2 separate regions of the Homo sapiens genome follow, and region 2 is linked to region 1. A link is an interaction called in ENCODE POLR2A ChIA-PET data of the cell type or tissue named here. Cell type or tissue: PC-9. All regions are shown on one strand. Links, peaks and the distances in the headings refer to the core of each region. The heading gives the core; the rest is flanking DNA.

Region 1 (11,515 bases), core at 2,854-6,853:
ATCATATGATCCCATATATATGAGGTACCTAGAATAATCAAATTCATAGACAAAAAGTAAACAGTAGCCAGGAGCTAGGAGAAGGGAAGAATGAGGAGTTACTGTTTAATGGGTGCAGGTTTTCAGCACAGGATGAAAAAGTTCTGAAGATGCGTAGATAGCAGTATCAGTTGCTCAACAATGTGAATGTACTTAGTGCCATTGACCTGTACACTTAAAAATGGTTAAGATGGTAAATTTTAGGTATATTTTACTATAATGATTTGACCTGAGCAGCTCAGTCCTTCTATTCTGCCAGAAGGTGGTGATGTTTTCTTAGCCCCTGCTGTCTGCTTCAATGTCAGGCAAAAGCAATTTTGAAGAGACAGTTTTCTGGATACCTCTGGGACCTCAGGGCCTTTGAACTTGTGCTTCAGAAGACCATTCTGCCTGGGATGGTCTTCTTTCTTATACTCATGTAGCTTGCTCCCTCAACTGCCTGAAGTCTTCACTTAAATGATACTTTTTTTTTTTTAAGCATGAGACTAATAATGATGAGAGTTTAAGATAAGTTTGTTGGGCAGGCAGGGCTCTCAAGCCAAATAACTCTACACACACATACACACACACACACACAAACGCTGCTTTTTAGTTTATAAAATATTTTATGGAAATTGTCTGATTCAAATTGTCTAAATCATGTTCCTGAACTAATATTCCATGCACAAATGCCAAGATATTCAAGTGTTAAAGCTGAGTAATTAAAAAAAAAAACAAAAAACCAAAATGGGTAACTGTGGTCTTTTCCCTAATTTGAGGTGAAGAGAAAGTGCCAACAGATGAAAAATAAATATATTCACATTACTGAATACAGAAAACAAGCATATGACCATCTTGAGAGATGCAGAAAAATCTTTGGAAAAAATTCAACAACCATTCATGATAAAAACCTCTCAGCAAAGTAGGAAACTGATGGTTTCCTCAACCTGATAAGGAACATCTATGAAAAATCTATAGCTATCATTATACTTAAGTGTGAAAGACTGACCACTTTACCCCTAAAATTGGAAACAAGGTAAGGATATCTGTCCTTACTACATCTACTCAACATTTTAGGATATCCTAGCCCATTCAGTAAGGCGAGAAAATAAAAGAAAGGCATACAGACTAGAAAGGATAAGATAAAACTATTTGTAGATGGCATTTATGTATATTGATAATCCTAAGGTACTTACAAAAAATCTACTGGAATTAATAAATGAATTTAGTTAAGATCACAGGTCAATTTTTAAAACCACATTGCTATATATAGCAACAAAATTCAAAAATGAAGGAAAATATATCATTTCCAATAGACTCAAAAACATAAAATAAGAATAAATTTGTATAAATATTTATAAAATGTCAATGCTAAAAGCTACAAAACACTGCCAAAAAAACCTAAAGACCTTAACAGAGATATGCCATGTTCATGGATAAGAAGATTAATATTATTAACATGTCAATCCTCCCCAGATTAGTTGATTCAATGTAGTTCTGATCAAAATCCAACCAGGCCTTTTTCTTTTTTAAAGATATTCACAAGCTGATGCTAAAATATATATGAAAATACAAAGGGTTAGAATAGCCAATAACAAAGTTGGACGACTTACACTACCTGATTTCAAGACTTATAAATTATAGAACTCAAGACAATGAGCTTAAGAGTTCAAACCAGTCCACTTGATTTATAAGAAAGTACCAATGCAATTCAATGGAGGAAAGGAAAGTCTTTTCAACACACTGTGCTGGACTAACTGGATAACCGTATGAAAAAAAAAGGACCTTAACTCCACTTCACACCATTAACAGAAATTAACTCAGGAGAGATCACAAGCATAGCTATAAAAGGTAAGACTCTACAAGGAAAACAAAGGAGAATATGTTTGCAACCTTAGAGTAAAGAATTCTCAAGCAAAACACAAAAAGCACCAAATAGAAAAAAAATTGATAAAGTGAACTCATTAAAATTAGATTCTTCTGTTCATCATAAGAAAATGAAAAGGCAATTACAGACTGGGAGAAAATGCTTACAACACATCTATCTAACAAAAGACTTGTGCCCAGACTACCAGACCACATATATAAAGAGTGCCTACAAATGAATAACAAAAAGTCAAACTACTCAAACAAAAATGGGCAAAATACTTAAAAAGACACTCCAAAAAGAATATGTACAAATGGCCAATAGCAAACAAAAAGGTACTCAACATCATTAGTTATCAGGATAAAGCTAATTAAAATGACAATGACATACAATTTCACATCCATCAGAATGACTAAAATCAGAAAGACCAACAATACCAAATATTGGAAAAGATGTAGAGTAACGAGAACTCCTATACGCTGCTGTTTGAGGTGTAAAATGGTGTATCCCCTTGGAAAATAGTGTGGCATTTCAACATAGGCTTATCCTATGATCCAGTACTTCTACTACTAGATATTTACCTAGGAGTAATTAAAACAGGTCGGCCAAGTGCAGAGGCTCACGCCTATAATCCCAGTACTTTGGAAGGCCAAGGTGGGCGGATCACTTGAGGTCAGGAGTTCGAGATCAACCTGGTCGACATGGTGAAACCACGTCTCTCCTAAAAATACAAAAATTAGCTGAGCATGGTGGCGTGCACCTGTAATCCCAGCTACTTAGGAGGCTGAGGCAGGGGAATCACTGGAGCCTGGGAGGTGGAGGTTGCAGTGAGCCGAGAATGCGCCACTGCACTCCAGCCTGGGTGACAGAGTGAGACTCCATCTCAAAAACATAACAAAACATGTCCACAAGACTTGTATAAGGTTCAGCAAGTACTTATTAGATATAAGATTAAAAACACAAACCATAAAAGAAATCAACAACTTAGGCTTCATCAAAATTTAAAACTTTTTTTTTCTTTAAAAGGCACCATTAGGGAAAAAGTCATGGGTCTGGGGAAAATATTTTCAAACTATTTATTTGTTTTTTATTTTTTTATTTTTTGAGACAGAGTTTCGTTCTCTCTCCCAAGCTGGAGTGCAGTGGTACGATCCTGGGTCACTGCAACCTCCGCCTCCCAGGTTCAAGTAATTCTTGTGCCTCAGCCTCCTGAGTAGCTGGGATTACAGGCGCATGCCACCGCGCCCAGCTAATTTTTGTATTTTTAGTAGAGGCGGGGTTTCGCCATGTTGGCCAGGCTGATCTTGAACTCCTGATCTCAGGTGATCTGCTGGCCTTGGCCTCCCAAAGTGCTGAGATTACAGGTGTGAGCCACTGCACCCAGCCCCAAACCATATATTTGATAAAGAATTTGCATCCAGATATATACCTTAAAATTCTTGAACCTCAATAAGAGGATGGTGAGAAATAATCCAGTTTTAAAATGGGGCAAAAGATGTAACTAGACGTGTCATCAAAGATGATATAGATCTATATTGATATCAATATAGATCAAATATCCAATAAAAAAGAAGACATATAAGTAACTAATAAGCACATGAAAAGGAACTCAACAGCATTAGTCATTAGGGAAATGCAAATTAAAACTGCCAATGAGACACCATTATATACCCTTTGGAATATCTATAATAAGAACGACTAACAATTTCAAATGTTGGCAAGAATGTAGAGAATCCTCATACACTGTTAGTGGGACTCTAACATTGCACAGCCGCTTTTGGAAAATAGTTTGGCAGTTTCTTAAAAAGTTAAACATAAACTTACCACATGACTCCGCAATTATACCCCTACAAATCTACTCAAGAGAAATACAAATAAGGTCCATACTAACACTTGTAGATAGCAACATTACCTCGTTTATAGCAACATTATTCATAATAGCCAAGCCCTGGGAACAATTCAAATGTTCATCAACTGGTGAGTGGATAAATAAAATGCAGTACATTTATAAAACTGTATGCTACTCAGCAATACAAAGGAACAAACTACTGATACATGCTGCAACATGGATGAACCTCAAAAATGTTGTGCTAAGTGAGAGATGCCTGACACATAAAACTACATATCCCAAGATTCCTCTTATTTGAAATTTCCCAGACAAGGCAAGAGACAGAAAGAAGTTCAATGGCTATCTGGGGCTACAGGTGGGAACTGATTGTATACTGGCAGAGAGACCAGCCTGACCAACAAAAAAATTAGGTGGGCGTGGTGGTGCATGCCTGTAATCCCAGCTGCTTGGGAGGCTGAGGCAGGAGAATTACTTGAACCTGGCAGGTGGAGGTTATGGTGAGCAGATTGCACCATTGTACTCCAGCCTGGACAACAAGAGCAAAACTCCGTCTCAAAAAAAAAAAAAAATTAGCTAAGCATGGTGGCAGGTGCCTGTAATCCCAGCTACCCGGGAGGCCAAGGCAGGAGAATCACTTGAACCTGGGAGGTGGAGGTTGCAGTGAGCTGAGATCGCACCAGTGCACTCCAGCCTGGGCAACAAGAGCGAAACTCCATCTCAACAACAACAAAAAAAAAAAGAAGAAGAAGTAAATTAGGCGGGCATGGTGGCAGGCACCTGTAATCCCAGCTACTCGAGAGGCTGAGGCAGGAGAATCACTTAAACCTGGGAGGTGGAGGTTGCAGTGAGCCGAGAACGCACCATTGCACTCCAGCCTGGTCAACAAGAGTGAAACTCAGTGTCAAAAAAAAAAAAAAGGAATTGTCTGAGTGTACCTTTTAGAATAAAGTTTACTTAATATCAGGTTCCTGGTCTGCTGGTGAGAGGAAAAAAGTATTAGAGAACCCAACAGTCTCAGACTCGTGAAGCAAAAACAAGCTTGGCAGCAATCAGGTCCGGCACATTCCAGACTCACCAAGTAGTCATTTCAGGCCTCCACCACCTGCTCCAGCTCCCAAGCCACTGGAAGACGGGTGCCGGGAGGAAAGGCTAAACTTTGTGGACACACCCTGAGGAAGGCTGCTGCCTGGTCAGTGACATCTACTGTGACTCAGGACTCAGGCCAGGAGGAAAGGAGCACCACCACCACAGGCAGCTTGCCCATCCTTCCGTCACTTCCTTTCCATTCCCCCAGGTCCCCTTAGAGTGACCCTCAGAGTTGGCTCTACACCAGCCCTGGAGGCGTGATGCGAATGAGGCATGACCCTGCTCCCTGGAGTCTGTCTACAGACCACACTACCCAGTGTCTGGGAGGGCACCATGTCAGGGCACTTTGTATACTCCTGCGGCATTTTAAGGAGGGTTTAAAACGTTCATGCCTTTTGACCCAGTGTCTGCACTCTGGTAACTTGTCATAAGGAAATAATCTGGGTTGAGGGAAATAATTACTGCGGAAGCAGTTCACTTTGGCATACTTATAATAGCCCACAGTATACCCTCCCCAGTCCCCAAAAGAATCAAAACAACTTAATGTCTAACAATAGGGAATGAGTCAAATGAATTATCAGACAGTCATAAGATGGATTACCACCTGCAGCCATGAAAGATAAACTTGAGAGAAAAACTAAATAACAGGAAAATGCTGACAATATAATGTTAAATGACAGATACAAGATAAAGCTGTGTGTAGCAGGGCTTCTCATAGGGGGATGAGATGAGATCCTGCTGATCCCTGAACCGGTGTTACTGAGGGGAGCCTGCTCTTGTCCTTACACGGTCTTACGTTAAGGGAGACAGGAGGGTGCAAACCAGTGGTAGACACAGTGGTACATCCCAGTATCAGGGAAATAGGAAAAATGTACGTATATTCACAGATCAGAGGTAATTAATGCCAGCCCACCGTGACTGGTAAGGTGGTGGCCTCAGGGACTAAGACTTCCGAAACTTGAATATAGATCTTGTTAAAAGACAGATTCTGATTCAATGTCTGGGGCAGGCCTGAGCTTTTGCATTTCTAACAAGCTCCCAGGTGATGCCATGCTGCCAGCCGACAGGCCACGCATGGAGCAAGCCTGAAGAGGACATTTGTCCTGGAGGGGGAGAACCCGGCGACACAAACAGCAACTGGTTGGTGAGAATAGAGGTACATGTTTACTTTTTACACTGTCCTGTATCTTCCACAATACAAATCTGTTGCTTTTGTGATAAGAAAGAAAACTTTCCAATGTTGAAAACCTTTGACTCAGTACTTATTTTTACAGGAATCCATCTCAAATAATGTGAAATGGGATCCAAGGTTTATGTGCATTCAAATTGGAATGATGTACAACATCAAAAAATGAGCAACAACTTAGTTCTCTAATATTTTAAAAGAATGGCTAAAAAAGCCTAAAATAGCATGCAGTCATTAAAAACATTTATAAAGACATAGGGGAATACAATGATTTTTTATTTAAAAAAAATTTTTTAATAGCTTTAGGTGTACAAGTGGGTTTTGGTTACATAGATGAACTGTACAGTGGTAAAGTCTAGGATTTTAGAGTACTCATCACCCAGGTAGTGTACATTGTACCTAATAGGTTGTTTTTCATCCCTCATCCCCTTCCCATCCTGCCCTTCTGAGTCTCCATAGTCCATTATATCACTCTGCATGCCTCTGTGTACCCATAGCTTAGCTTCCACTTACTTACAAGTGAGAACATATGGCATTTCGTTTTCGATTCCTGAGTTACTTCACTTAGAATAATGGCCTTCATGGGCATGGTGGCTCACGCCTGTAATCCCAGCACTTTGGGAGGCCAAGGCGGGTGGATCACCTGAGGTCAGGAGTTCGAGACCAGCCTGGCCAACGTGGTGAAACCCTGTCGCTACAAAAATTACCTGGACATGATGGCTGATGCCTGCAATCCCAGCTACTCGGGAGGCTGAGGTGGGAGAATCGCTTGAACCTGGGAGGTGGAGGTTGCAGTGAGCCGACATTGGGCCACTGCATTCCAGCTTGGGTGACTGAGCAAGACTTCATCTCAAAAAAAAAAAAAAAAAAAAGAATAATGTCCTTCAGTTCCATCCAAGTTGCTGCAAAAGACATTATTTTGTTCTTTTTATAGCTGAGCAGTATTCCATGGTGTGTTGTGTATGTGTATATGTGATGTGTATATATGTATGTGTATATGTGATGTGTATATACATATATCACATATTCTTTATCCACTCATTGGTTGATGGACACTTAGGTTGATTCCATATCTTTGCAATTGTGAATTGTGCTATGATAAACATATGCATGCAGGTGTCTTTTTGATATCGTCATAATGATAAATTTTAATCAAAGTATAGCAACTATGTTAAAATTCTAACATAAAATGAATTGTTTATAAAATGTTAAAATTTTTTAAATTTATAAAAAAACAAAGTAAAACAAAATAAAAAGGAAATATACCCAAATGTCAATGCCTTCAGATCCTTGGATTGTGGGTCATAAAAGACTTTTCCCTTTAAACCTTTCAGAATACAGTAAAGTTGAAGGCAGGCAGGATCAGGAGGCAAGGGCAGCAATGGAAAGTAGCTGAGGCCATAGGAAGAAGAGAAAACCTTGCGGTGAACAGGACAGTGCAGGCTTGGGGGGATGCGGTGAGGGTGTGGCAGGTACAGACTACACACTGAAACACCTGGCTGGAGTGCAGGAGAAGGACGAAGGGTTAGGTGAAGGTAGGATGGACTCTGAAGCTTTGGGTCTGCACCTGGGGCAGGAGGGAGAATCCAAAGCCTACTGCCTCTCTTCCTCCCACTGCCCCCTGCTGAAGGGGACCAGGCAAGGGCTGTCGACAGGGGAGACCTCTGCCCTGCTGCTTGGAGGGGAATCACTGGCCCTCCATTCAGCTTCCCTGGACACCATGGATGCTTTCAGCTTCCCAGCAACACCTTAGCTATCAATCTCTAAAGTGCTTCCTCCTCAGAATTACTTAAGGGCATAAAGAATAAGAACTCATGTTACCTCTCTGATACAGTAAAATGAAGGCCATTCCATGTTCTCATTTCTGGCCTGAACCTGGGTTCACTTCTGTACCTCCTCTCCTGAAACAGGCAGCCAAAGGCAATCGAAACAAATGTAAACAAACAGAAACCTGCATTGCTAGTTTAAAGATCAAACCAGATAGCCCTTTTAGGAACTATAAAATATTAAATAAACATTAGTTAACAGCATCTATATTACTTTTCCAAGTTAAAAAGTAAGCCTCTCAATGTATCTGTTCTATGATTTTACTACTAAGGGGCAAGTCAGGCATTGTACTTTGCTGTGTCTGTGTCAGGATTTCATAAAATGTTGTTAGCCCCTCACAACATTCCTATTAGATATGCTTATCCCCAGGTGACAGAAGAGGCACTGGCTGCCCAGAAGACCTGGCCTTAAACCCCTGCCAGGCGGTGGCATAGCTGAGGCTGGGACTCCTGTGTCCCAGCTAACACTAGCCCGCTCTCTCATAAGGGGTTGGAGTTTGTATCCACATGAATGCTAGGGGATTCCAACTCCTTTCCACAGTCAGTGGAGATTTTAATCCCCGAACAACAAAGCCAAAGCCCTGGCTCAAAGTCACAAGTTGTGGCCCAGTTCTCATCAATTCCAAAGCTGCTGCTGCACCAAACACCCTGTTAGCATTTGTCATGGAGAACATTTCCCTAAGGCCATGTGGGAACCCAGATGGGCAGCCCATGGCTCACTCCACGAACAGAGGTCAGAGCTCAGATGCATTTCTTCCCTGTGGTCTTTCTTCTAACATTATGTGGGGGAAATTCTCCCCAGTAAAAGTGAAAGTAAAGGAAGCAGGGCTCTAACAACAACAATAATAATAGCTAACTCACAATCCATCCTACTCCATGCCAGGCACTGTTACAAGCACTTGACGTGCCACTGAATCCTCACCGCCCTATGATGTAGGTATTATTATTACTTCTAGCTTACATAGGGGAAACTGAGGTACAAAGAGGTTTTAAAAAATGAGTCAAGGTCACACAGGTGGTGGAAGAACCAGAAATGAAACCCAGGGATCTGGCTGAGTCCATACTCAAGACTGCTTGGCCTCTCCCTGTTTGCTCTGGCTAATAACCAATTAACCCACTCTTCCTTGACAAGGGGGTTAATCATCACCTGAGGGAGCACACAGCCACAAACCTGAATCGCAGAGTTCTCCAGAAAGGATCCCATCAAGCCGCTGGTCTGGCATTCACAAAACATGTCAGCCTCTGAACTCACTTCTTTTTTTTTCTTTCTTTTTTTATTTTTTATTTTTTTTGAGACAGAATCTTGCTCTGTCGCCCAGGCTAGAGTGCAGTGGCGTGATCTCGGCTCACTGCAACCTCCACCTCCTGGTTCAAGCGAGTCTCCTCCCGAGTAGCTGGGACTACAGGCGAGTGCCACCACCCCTGGCTAATTGGTTTTTTTTTTTTTTTTTTTTTTTTTTTTTTTTTTTTTTTGTATTTTTAGTAGAGACAGGGTTTCACCGTGTTAGCCAGGATGGTCTCGATTTCCTGACCTCACTATCCACCCACCTCGGCCTCCCAAAGTGCTGGGATTACAGGTGTGAGCCACCATGCTCGGCCTGAACTCACTTCTTTTGGCCAAAACAAGCTGTTCCACTTGGAGCCCTTGTTTATTCCATGTCCGTTTACACACACACCTAGACTGACAACTCGAGTGACAAAGGCCCACAACAGCACCTGACATTTCCTGAAAGCCACCCAACAAGGTTCACTTTTGTGCCATTTCCTCTTTTCATTCTCCTCCACGGCACACGTACATGGGAAGAAAATGCAGAACTCAGGGGAAGGAAACAAAGATCTAAAGAGAAACTTCAACTGTCATGAAACTCCAGCTATTCACAGAAGCGAGAATGTTTGCCCCGTGACCCTTAACCGAAAGTTTCAAGGCAAGGAAATTAAGCCACCCTTGGACTTGCATCACAGAAACCCCTTAAGGCTGGACTATGCGGGTGCCTCAGCTCCTCATCCCTGCAGAGCTTTCTTGGGGGGCTGTGCCTAAGCAGTGTATAGAAGTGGACTTGTCATCAGCAGGAGAGTGGTAGGCAGAGAAGGATGGGGGAGAGGGGCCCTTTGCAAGTCCTAGGAACCCCTCAGAGTGGCTGGGGTCCAGCTCAGAGCAGCTACAGTGAGCTGATGCACAACTTCAGGATCCACATGGGTCCCCTGCTTAAAGGGGAAGGGTTAAAGGCCTTTTTGGTGCCCCATCCCTGCAGGACACCCTGGGGAACCGCCAAGGTGCACAAGACCCACCTGCCTACTCACAAAGACCCAATGGTGTGGGAGTTTGGAGCCATTCCTTTTCCCTACTGAGGCCTGCCCACACCTACTCCATTCTTGTCAAACTGCAGGGGGTAGCGAACAAGTTCCTTATAAGTGAGAAAATAGGCAGCATGGGAGAAAAATGACAACGCGGCTTGTATTCGTCTGACAGAGAAGCACTGAGACTAAACACAAGACTCTCATTTCCTCAAAGGAATATGCTCTTTCCCATTTTTCTCTTCTCTTTTTTTTTTTTTTTGAGATGGAGTTTCGCTCTTCTTCCCCAGGCTGGAGTGCAATGGCGTGATCTCGGCTCACCGCAACCTCCGCCCCCTGAGTTCAAGTGATTCTCCAGCCTCAGTCTCCCAAGTAGCTGGGATTACAGGCATACACCACCACGCCAGGCTAATTTTGTATTTTTAGTAGAGACGAGGTTTCTCCATGTTGGTCAGGTTGGTTTCGAACTCCCAACCTCAGGTGATCCCCGCACCTTGGCCTCCCAAAGTGTCTTTCCCATTTTTCTTGCAACAAGAGCCTCTCAACCTATATTTTGTTATTCCATTTGGGGTAGAGACACATACATAGAAAGATCTCTTACCGTTAAAAAAAAAAAAAAGTACAATCTCAGGGCTGGGGACTATTTTAGGGGTTGCTGGGGGCTGAGGGGACTGGGATGTACTACCCTTCCCTAAAGAGGCAGCTGCTCTAGTATTGCCGTTGGGAATCGTTAGGGCAGAATATTTGACATTTCCCAATTTTCAACGCTCACTCAGTGTTTTTTTTTAAGCTCTATGCTGGCCCGACAGAACATCTGTTGGTCAGATGTGACCCATGCCCCCCGCCTGTCACCAGGACAGTGGGGTGTGATAAGAAGATAGTTTGCCTAGACTACCCAATTCTTGGGCGTATTGCTCTGCTTCCTGCTAAAGGTAGTGTGAAACTGCCAGAAATAACGCAGACTGTCAAATCTGACAGAGCTGAGTTTGAATCTAGCTGCAAGACCTCAGGCAAAAACTATTAACCTCTAGCTACAACTTCCATTTGCAAAATGGACTGATAATACCCAACCTAGAGACATTTGTCAGAATTAAAAACGTGTGTGGGCCAGGCATGGTGGATCACACCTTAATCCCAGCATTTTGGGAGGCCGAGGAGGGTGGATCACCTGAGGTCGAGAGTTCCGAGACCAGCCTGGCCAACATGGTGAAACCTTGTCTCTACTAAATATACAAAAATTAGCCAGGCATGGTGTCTGGCACCTGTAATCCCAGCTACGTGGAAGGCTGAGGCAGGAGAACTGCTTGAACCCAGGAGGCAGAGGTTGCAGTGAGCTGAGATCACACCATTGCACTCCAGCCTGGGCAACAAAGCAAAAACTCTGTCTC
Region 2 (7,057 bases), core at 3,058-7,057, 190 kb before region 1:
GTAACAGAGTGAGGCCTTTTCTCTCTCTCTCTCTGTCTCTGTCTCTCTCTCTCCCTCTCTCAAAACAAAGGTGAACTACGCTGTAGCATCTGCATCATTCACAATAGCTAAGATATGGAAACAATTGAAATGCCCATCAATGGATAAACAGATGAAATAAATATGGCATATACACACAATGGAATACTACTCAGCCTCAAGCAGAAAATTATGTCATATTCAACAACATGGATGAACCTAGAGGACATTATGCTAAGTGAAATAAGCATAAGCCAGGCATACAAAGGCAAACACCACATGATATATGGAATCTAAAAAAGTTGAACTCATACACGTAGAGAGTACCAGAGGCTGGAGGGAGTGGGTTAGATAGAGAAAGGAGGTGCCAGTTAAAGGGTACAAGGTTGTGGTTAGACAGGAGTAGTAAGTTCTGGTGATCTATTGCATAGCATGGTGACTACAATTCATAATAATGTATTGTGTATTTCAAAATAACAAAAAGAGTGGATTTTAAATGTCCTCACCACAAAGAAATAAGTATTTGAGGTAATAGATGTGTTAATTACCCTGATTTTTTCATTCCACAACATATACATGTATTGAAACATCACACTGTATCCCACGAACATATACAATTATTATCTGTTAATTAAAAATTTAAAAAAAAGAACTGAAAACTTACATTTGTTAAAAAAATAAAGTCACATTTGTCATTCCCTGTCCCACACTTTTGTTACACAAGAATTTATGAGAAAGAGGAGTGTGGCATGATGGTTACAAAATTACTACTCATTCTAAAATGTTTAGTTAGATTAAGCAAACCAGTTTTTCCACAGTAAAACAAATCACTAAGACTGGTTTTGAGTACAAGGAAAAAGGGCAGTTGTCTTAAATCTCTTTAAACAGATGAAGTAAGCTTAAGATCTTTACTTGCTCCAACATAAAATTCCAACAATTAAATGTTTGGCTTGAGGAACAGCACTTCTCATATGCCAGAGAAATCAAGTGACTGTCCTGTCTTTGATCCTAGAGAATTTTTTTTCTCCAGATCAGACCGACATGCCCCAATGCCTACATGATTAAAAACAAAGGTGACAAAATTACAACTGAAAACTAATTGAAAGTAACTTAAAAATAATTACTGTTGGCTCTGTATGCCTAAAATTAAGAAAAGATTGGTATCAGAATTAAGCAAGGTGAGAAGGATCGCATGGGAATCAACAGACCTTAATGAAAAATTTAACCTTTTACTTGAACAAGACAAAGCCTAGAGCTTCATAGCTTTCCCCAGAAAACTTGGAAACTTAATAGCTACTTAGGGAGAAAGAAGTATGAAATGCATTATAATAAGACTGTTGCATCAGAAAGTTAATTTACTATGTGCATCTGTTAATTAAAATATGCTACTTTAAGAAAAAAAAAACAGAATAAACAGTAACTGTCAATGCTTAAGTCTCCAATAACTGAAGCAAAATTAAACCAGGGAAAGGCTTGTTGCTAGCCTCTTGTACAACTCACAAATATATATATACACATATATCTTTTTTTTGGAAACAGGGTATTGCTTTGTTGCCTAGGTTGGAGTGCAGTGGCACAATCATGGCTCACTGCAGCCTCCATCTCCCATGCTCAAGCAATCCTTCCACCTTAGCTTTTTGAGTAGCTGAGACTATAGGTGTGTACCACCATGCCCAGCTAACTAAAAAAAAAATTTTTTTTGTAGGGACAGGGTCTCACTATCTCACTATGTTGCCCAGACTGGTCTCAAACTTCTGGGCTCAAGGGATCCTTCTGCCTTGGCCTCCCAAAATGCTGGGATTACAAGCATGAGCCACCGCACTCAGCCACAAATATTTTTTGAGCATAGTATTATTTAGTATTGCTCTAGGCACTGCAGCTCCAACATGAACAAAACAGACAAGACCTCTGCTCTCATGGAGCTTACACTCTACCATACAAAAAAAAAAAAACACTCTACCATACAAGAGAAAAAACAGGGCAAGAAGATACAAAATGAATGGAGATAGGAAGGCTTCTTGGAGGACATGACATTTGAGTTAAAACCTGAATGATGAGAGACAGCCAGGTGACAATCTGGGAACAGAACTCTCCAGGCAAGGATAATACAAAGGTATTATAAAAACGTTTAATGGACTATCGCTAAACTAAGTACGTCTAATAAAAAGCATTATCCAGTGATGCCTATGTGTGCTGCAATTTGAAAATCATTGACTGAAAAACAACTCTAATCAGCAAATAAATGGTATGAAATGATCAGGATTAAAATAAGAATATTCATTTATGATAAGAAGCATTTTATTGAATGCTAAGCATAAGTTGCACACTGTGCTAAATTATATATAGTCTCATTTTCTGGCTGAAGACATATTGTGAGATAGTCATGACATTTATAAGTAACCATATTTAAACTATCTTTGTGATAGGGTAGGTCAAAAAGATAAAGATACTCAACTTTCCTCTTAATGCAAAATTTGAAATACCAGGTTAGCATTTCACTTACTGATCTTTAAAAATGTTTATGATTCATATCTAAGGTTGGTAAGGGCAAGAATGAAAAAATCCTCTCATTTCATGTAGTTGTGTGAAAAACTAGTTTAATTTTTTAATGGACAAAAATTATATTTATGGTATATAACATGATGTTTTGATATACATATGTTTTGACATAGTGGCTCACACCTGTAATCCCAGCACTTTGGGAGGCTAGGTCAGGAGGATCACTTAAGGCCAGAGTTCAAGACTAGCCTGGGCAACATAGTGAGAACCCAGCCTCTGTATTAAAAGAGAAATAAATAAATAAGGCTGGGAGTGGTGGCTCATGCCTGTAATCCCAGCACTTTGGGAGGCCAAGGCGGGTGGATCACTTGAGGCCAGAGTTCAAGACCAGCCTGGCCAACATGGTGAAACCCCGTCTCTACTAAAAATACAAAAATTAGGCAGGCATGGTGTTGCACGCTTGTAATCCCAGCTACTCAGGAGGCTGGGGCACAAGAATTGCTTGAACCAAGGAGGAGGAGGTTGCAGTGGGCGGAGATCGAGACACTGCACTCCAGCCTGGGCAACAGAGTGAGACTGTCTCAAAAAAAAAAAAAAAAAGAAAAGAAATGTTCATTATATATTGTTTATGGTAGTGAAAAACTAGAAATAGTCCAAATGTCCATCGATAAGGGATTAATCATGAAACATCTATAATATGTAATACTATGCAGTACTAAAAAAAAAAAAAGAGTAATGATGCAAATTGAAGTACACTGAAATGAAAAAATGTCCAGCGCATACTATAAAGGAAAACACTGCATAACGATTTGTATATAATTTTTTTTTTTTTGAAATGGAGTCTCGCTCTGTTGCCCAGGCAGGAGTACAACGACACAATCTCAGCTCACTGTAACCTCCGTCTCCCAGGTTCAAGTGATTCTCCTGCCTCACCCTCTCTAGTAGCTGGGATTACAGGCACCCGCCACCACGCTCAGGTAATTTTTCTATTTTCAGTAGAGATGGGGTTTCACTATGCTGGTCAGGCTGGTCTCGAACTCCTGACCTCAGGCCATCCACCCGCCTCGGCCTCCCAAAATGCTGGGATTATAGGCATGAGAAACCATGCCCGGCCCCATATAATTTTTTTTTAAGGCCATGGAGGGCCAGGGTGGGTGGCACTGGGCTCCAAGCTCCCCATGCCCACCAGGTCTGCAAAATATCAGCTGTATGTCATTTGTCATGTTAATAAAACTGTTAATAAAGAATTTATAGAAACATACATACACGTTTGCAAATGCATAGAAAATATATAGAAGGATACATACTAAGCTATTCTCTTACAATTGGAATTGGTGAGGGAGGAGAGAGAAAAAAGGAAAAACAGGAGGCTTCTTTTTACATTTCATAAATTTTTGCACTACTTTTTTTCCTGAACAGTGAACATGAATTACTTCAGGAACACTGTTTTAAAAAATGAGAATGTGTTTATGTTTACCTATAGCTTGGAGCTTCAATAATGACTTTCCAGAGTTCTTTATATCAGGGAAGATAGAAATGATCCCAAATATTGAGCTAAATATTATGACATTCCTTAAAATGAAATTCTATTTGTATAACAATTAACAGAAAACTATTGTAAAAAAAGTAGTATATTTAGGGTATCTTCTCTCTTTTTTTATTTCCACAGGTTTTCAAGGAGCAGGTGGTGTTTGGTTACATGAGTAAGTTCTTTTAGTGGTGACTTCTGAGATTTTGCTGCACCTATCACCTGAGCAGTGTACACTGTACCCAATATGTAGGCCTTTATCCCTCACCCCCAACCCACCCTTTCTTTAGGGTACCTTTTAACTAGACTTCCATAATAGTCATGTAAAATAAAATTTAATGTGATCTGCAAAGCTCTTGGGGATCTAGTCTCATGCTTCTCAAACAAATTTCTGTATTCATACAACTCACCCGTGGAGCCTGTTAAACTGTAGGCCAATTCATACTTCACCACTTCATACTTCAGATACAGTGAATTACTGCTTTTCACTCATCATGTTCTTCACATTTCTGTGCCTTTCTACATATTCTTCTTCAGCCTATATGGTTTTCTCCTCACCTCCTCTACCTCAAAAACTTCTACTCTGTTACAGGTTTATGTCAAACATTGCAGATGTATTATAGATGTGTCTTCCTTTGTATTCCTCAAGGCCCCTATGCGTTTATGTTCCAGAATTTATCACATTTGTTACACATGTGTCCATCTCCCTATCAGACTATGGGTTTGAGGATAGGAAATGTCTGTCCTCAGCACACAGATATTTGCTTCTTTTTCCCTTTTTCTTTCTTTTTTTTTTTTTTTTGAGACAGGGTCTTGCTTTGCTTGCTTTGTTGCTGGAGTGCAGTGGCACAATCAGGGCCCATCTTCAGCCTTGACCTTCCAGGCTCGAGCAATCTTCCCACCTCAGCCTCCCAAGTAGCTGGGACCACAGGTGCACGCTACCACCAGATAAGTTTTAAAAACTTTTTGTAGAGACAGGGTCTCACAATGTTGCCCAGGCTGTTCTCAAACTCCTGGCCTCAAGCAATCCTCCCACCTCAGACTCTAAAGTGCTGGGATTACAGGCGTAAGCCTACATATATGATAAATGTTTTCTGAGTACAAGTCACTGAGGTATCAGGTTTCTGCCACTACTTTGAAATAATGATTGTCAAAATCACTTTCATTCCACAATATTTTCTTTAAGGTAATATTCAGCTTAAAAATAGGTAATCTCTTAAATTAAAATATAAGACAACACATATTCAAAATTAAAGTGAAGCTGGGGGCCAGGTGTGGTGGCCCATACCTGTAATCCCAGCACTTTGGGAGGCCTAGGTGGGCAGATCACTTGAGGCCAGGAGTTCAAGACCAGCCTGGGCAACACGGCAAAACCCCGTCTCTACTACAAATACAAAAATTATCTGGGTGTGGTGGTGCACCCCTGTATCCCAGCTACTTGGGAGGCTGAGGCACAAGAATTGCTTGAACCTTGGAGGCGGAGGTTACAGTGAGCTGATATCATGCCACTACACTCCAGCCTGGGCGACAGAGCCAGACTCTGTCTCAAAAAAAAAAAATTTAAATTAAAAAATAAAGTGAAGCTGAATGCAGTGGCTCCTGCTTGCAATCCCAGTACTTTGGGAGGTCATGATGGGAAGATCACTTGAGGCCAGGAGTTGGAGACCAGCCTGGACAACTTAGCAAGACCCTGTCTTTAAAAAATAAAAAAAAAAAATTTAATTCAAAGAAAAAACAAAATTAAAGTAAAACATCACACTATTTGATGAGATGCTTACCTTATGCTTAAAAAAGTCAAGTTAGGCTGGGCACAGTGGCTCACGCCTGCAATGCCAGCACTTTGGGAGGCCGAGGTGGGCAGATCATAAGGTCAGGAGTTTGAGACCAGCTTGGCCAACATAGCGAAACCCCCGTCTCTACTAAAAATACAAAAATTAGCCGGGCATGGTGGTGCACACTTGTAGTCCCAGCTACTTGGGAGGCTGAGGCAGGAGAATCGCTTGAACCCGGGAGGTGGAGGTTTTGGTGAGCCAAGATTAGGCCACTGCACTCTAGCCTGGGCGATAGAGCGAGACTCCGTCTCAAAAAAAAAAAAAAAAAGTCAAGTTAATTTCACATCATTTTGGCGTAAAAGGGGCAAAAAAAAGATTGTGCTCTTCAGTATTCTTTTAAATACTTAAAGAAAAAACAAGAATGGCATCAAATTTCTAATAGTCTTTCCTCTTAAACTTTTTAGGACTCATTATATTTTTACAACAAATGATAGAATAAGATCTTAAAATGCTTACACAGGCAGCCCTGTCTTTACCACTCACCTTCCTCATCTATCCATTTCATGGTGAAGAGCTGTTCGTTGTCAAAAGAACACATGTCTCGAACCTCATTGCAAAGGCCCTCAAAGGAGATGGAAGGTTCAAAATGTGTTATCATGATATCCCTGAAAAAGAAAAGGAGTTTTCAGTTTGAAAATGATTAAAAATAATAATGCTGTATATATTACTGAATGCTTGACAATTTGATGAACTTCAGTAATTTTGTGTGTGCATCAACATGTATTGCTTTCAGTAAATGATTTCATTCAAGTAAAAATTAAAATATCAAGCTGGGCACGGTGGCTCATGCACTTTGGGAGGCTGAGCTGGGCAGATCACTTTAGCCCAGGAGCTCAAGACCAGCCTGGGCAACATGGTGAAACCCCGTCTCTACTAAAAATACAAAAAAAAAATTAGCCAGAGGCTGAGGTGGGAGGATCCTTCTCAGGGGGGGAACATGGGAGGTGTAGGTTACAGTGAGCTGAGATCACATCACTGCACTCCAGCCTGGGCAACAGAGGAGACTGTGTCAAAAAAATAAATAAAAACAAAAGAAAACAAAAAAATCAAATACATATATACACACTTGCATAATTATATTGTTTTAAATAGTTTTTAAAAATAAAAATAGAAAATAGCTTATTTTAATGACAAAAGAGAATTGCTTGATTTAAAGCAATTTTTCTTTCAAAGAACCCTC

The links. ChIA-PET counts read pairs that join two places held together with the same protein. Peaks named below come from ENCODE experiments on the same cell type or tissue, not always from the same donor. Only the 100,000 strongest peaks of a DNase experiment are listed, where the experiment ranks them.
Region 2: POLR2A ChIA-PET joins it to region 1 with 9 read pairs; 2 of 35 experiments call an interaction of 5 or more read pairs at or near these places.

Annotation. Positions count from the first base shown.
Region 1 is chr3:170,043,199-170,054,713 of GRCh38, reverse strand. All of the region lies in intron 2 of GPR160 (G protein-coupled receptor 160), which reads right to left. It overlaps LOC124909455 (a long non-coding RNA gene), which reads left to right. Exons shown (of 3, transcript XR_007096156.1): 3 at 5,856-7,277. Among named protein-coding and RNA genes, the nearest start is that of GPR160, 11 kb to the right of the region's middle. RefSeq lists enhancers at 8,378-8,537, 8,498-8,998, 9,578-9,627. In PC-9, for the core only: no CTCF peak of the experiment used is centred there; a DNase peak (open chromatin) is centred at 4,873; H3K4me3 peaks cover 2,602 bases; H3K27ac peaks cover 3,910 bases.
Region 2 is chr3:170,234,655-170,241,711 of GRCh38, reverse strand. PRKCI (protein kinase C iota) reads right to left here. Exons shown (of 18, transcript NM_002740.6): 2 at 6,361-6,482. Among named protein-coding and RNA genes, the nearest start is that of PRKCI, 16 kb to the right of the region's middle. In PC-9, for the core only: no CTCF peak of the experiment used is centred there; no DNase peak of the experiment used is centred there; H3K27ac peaks cover 7 bases.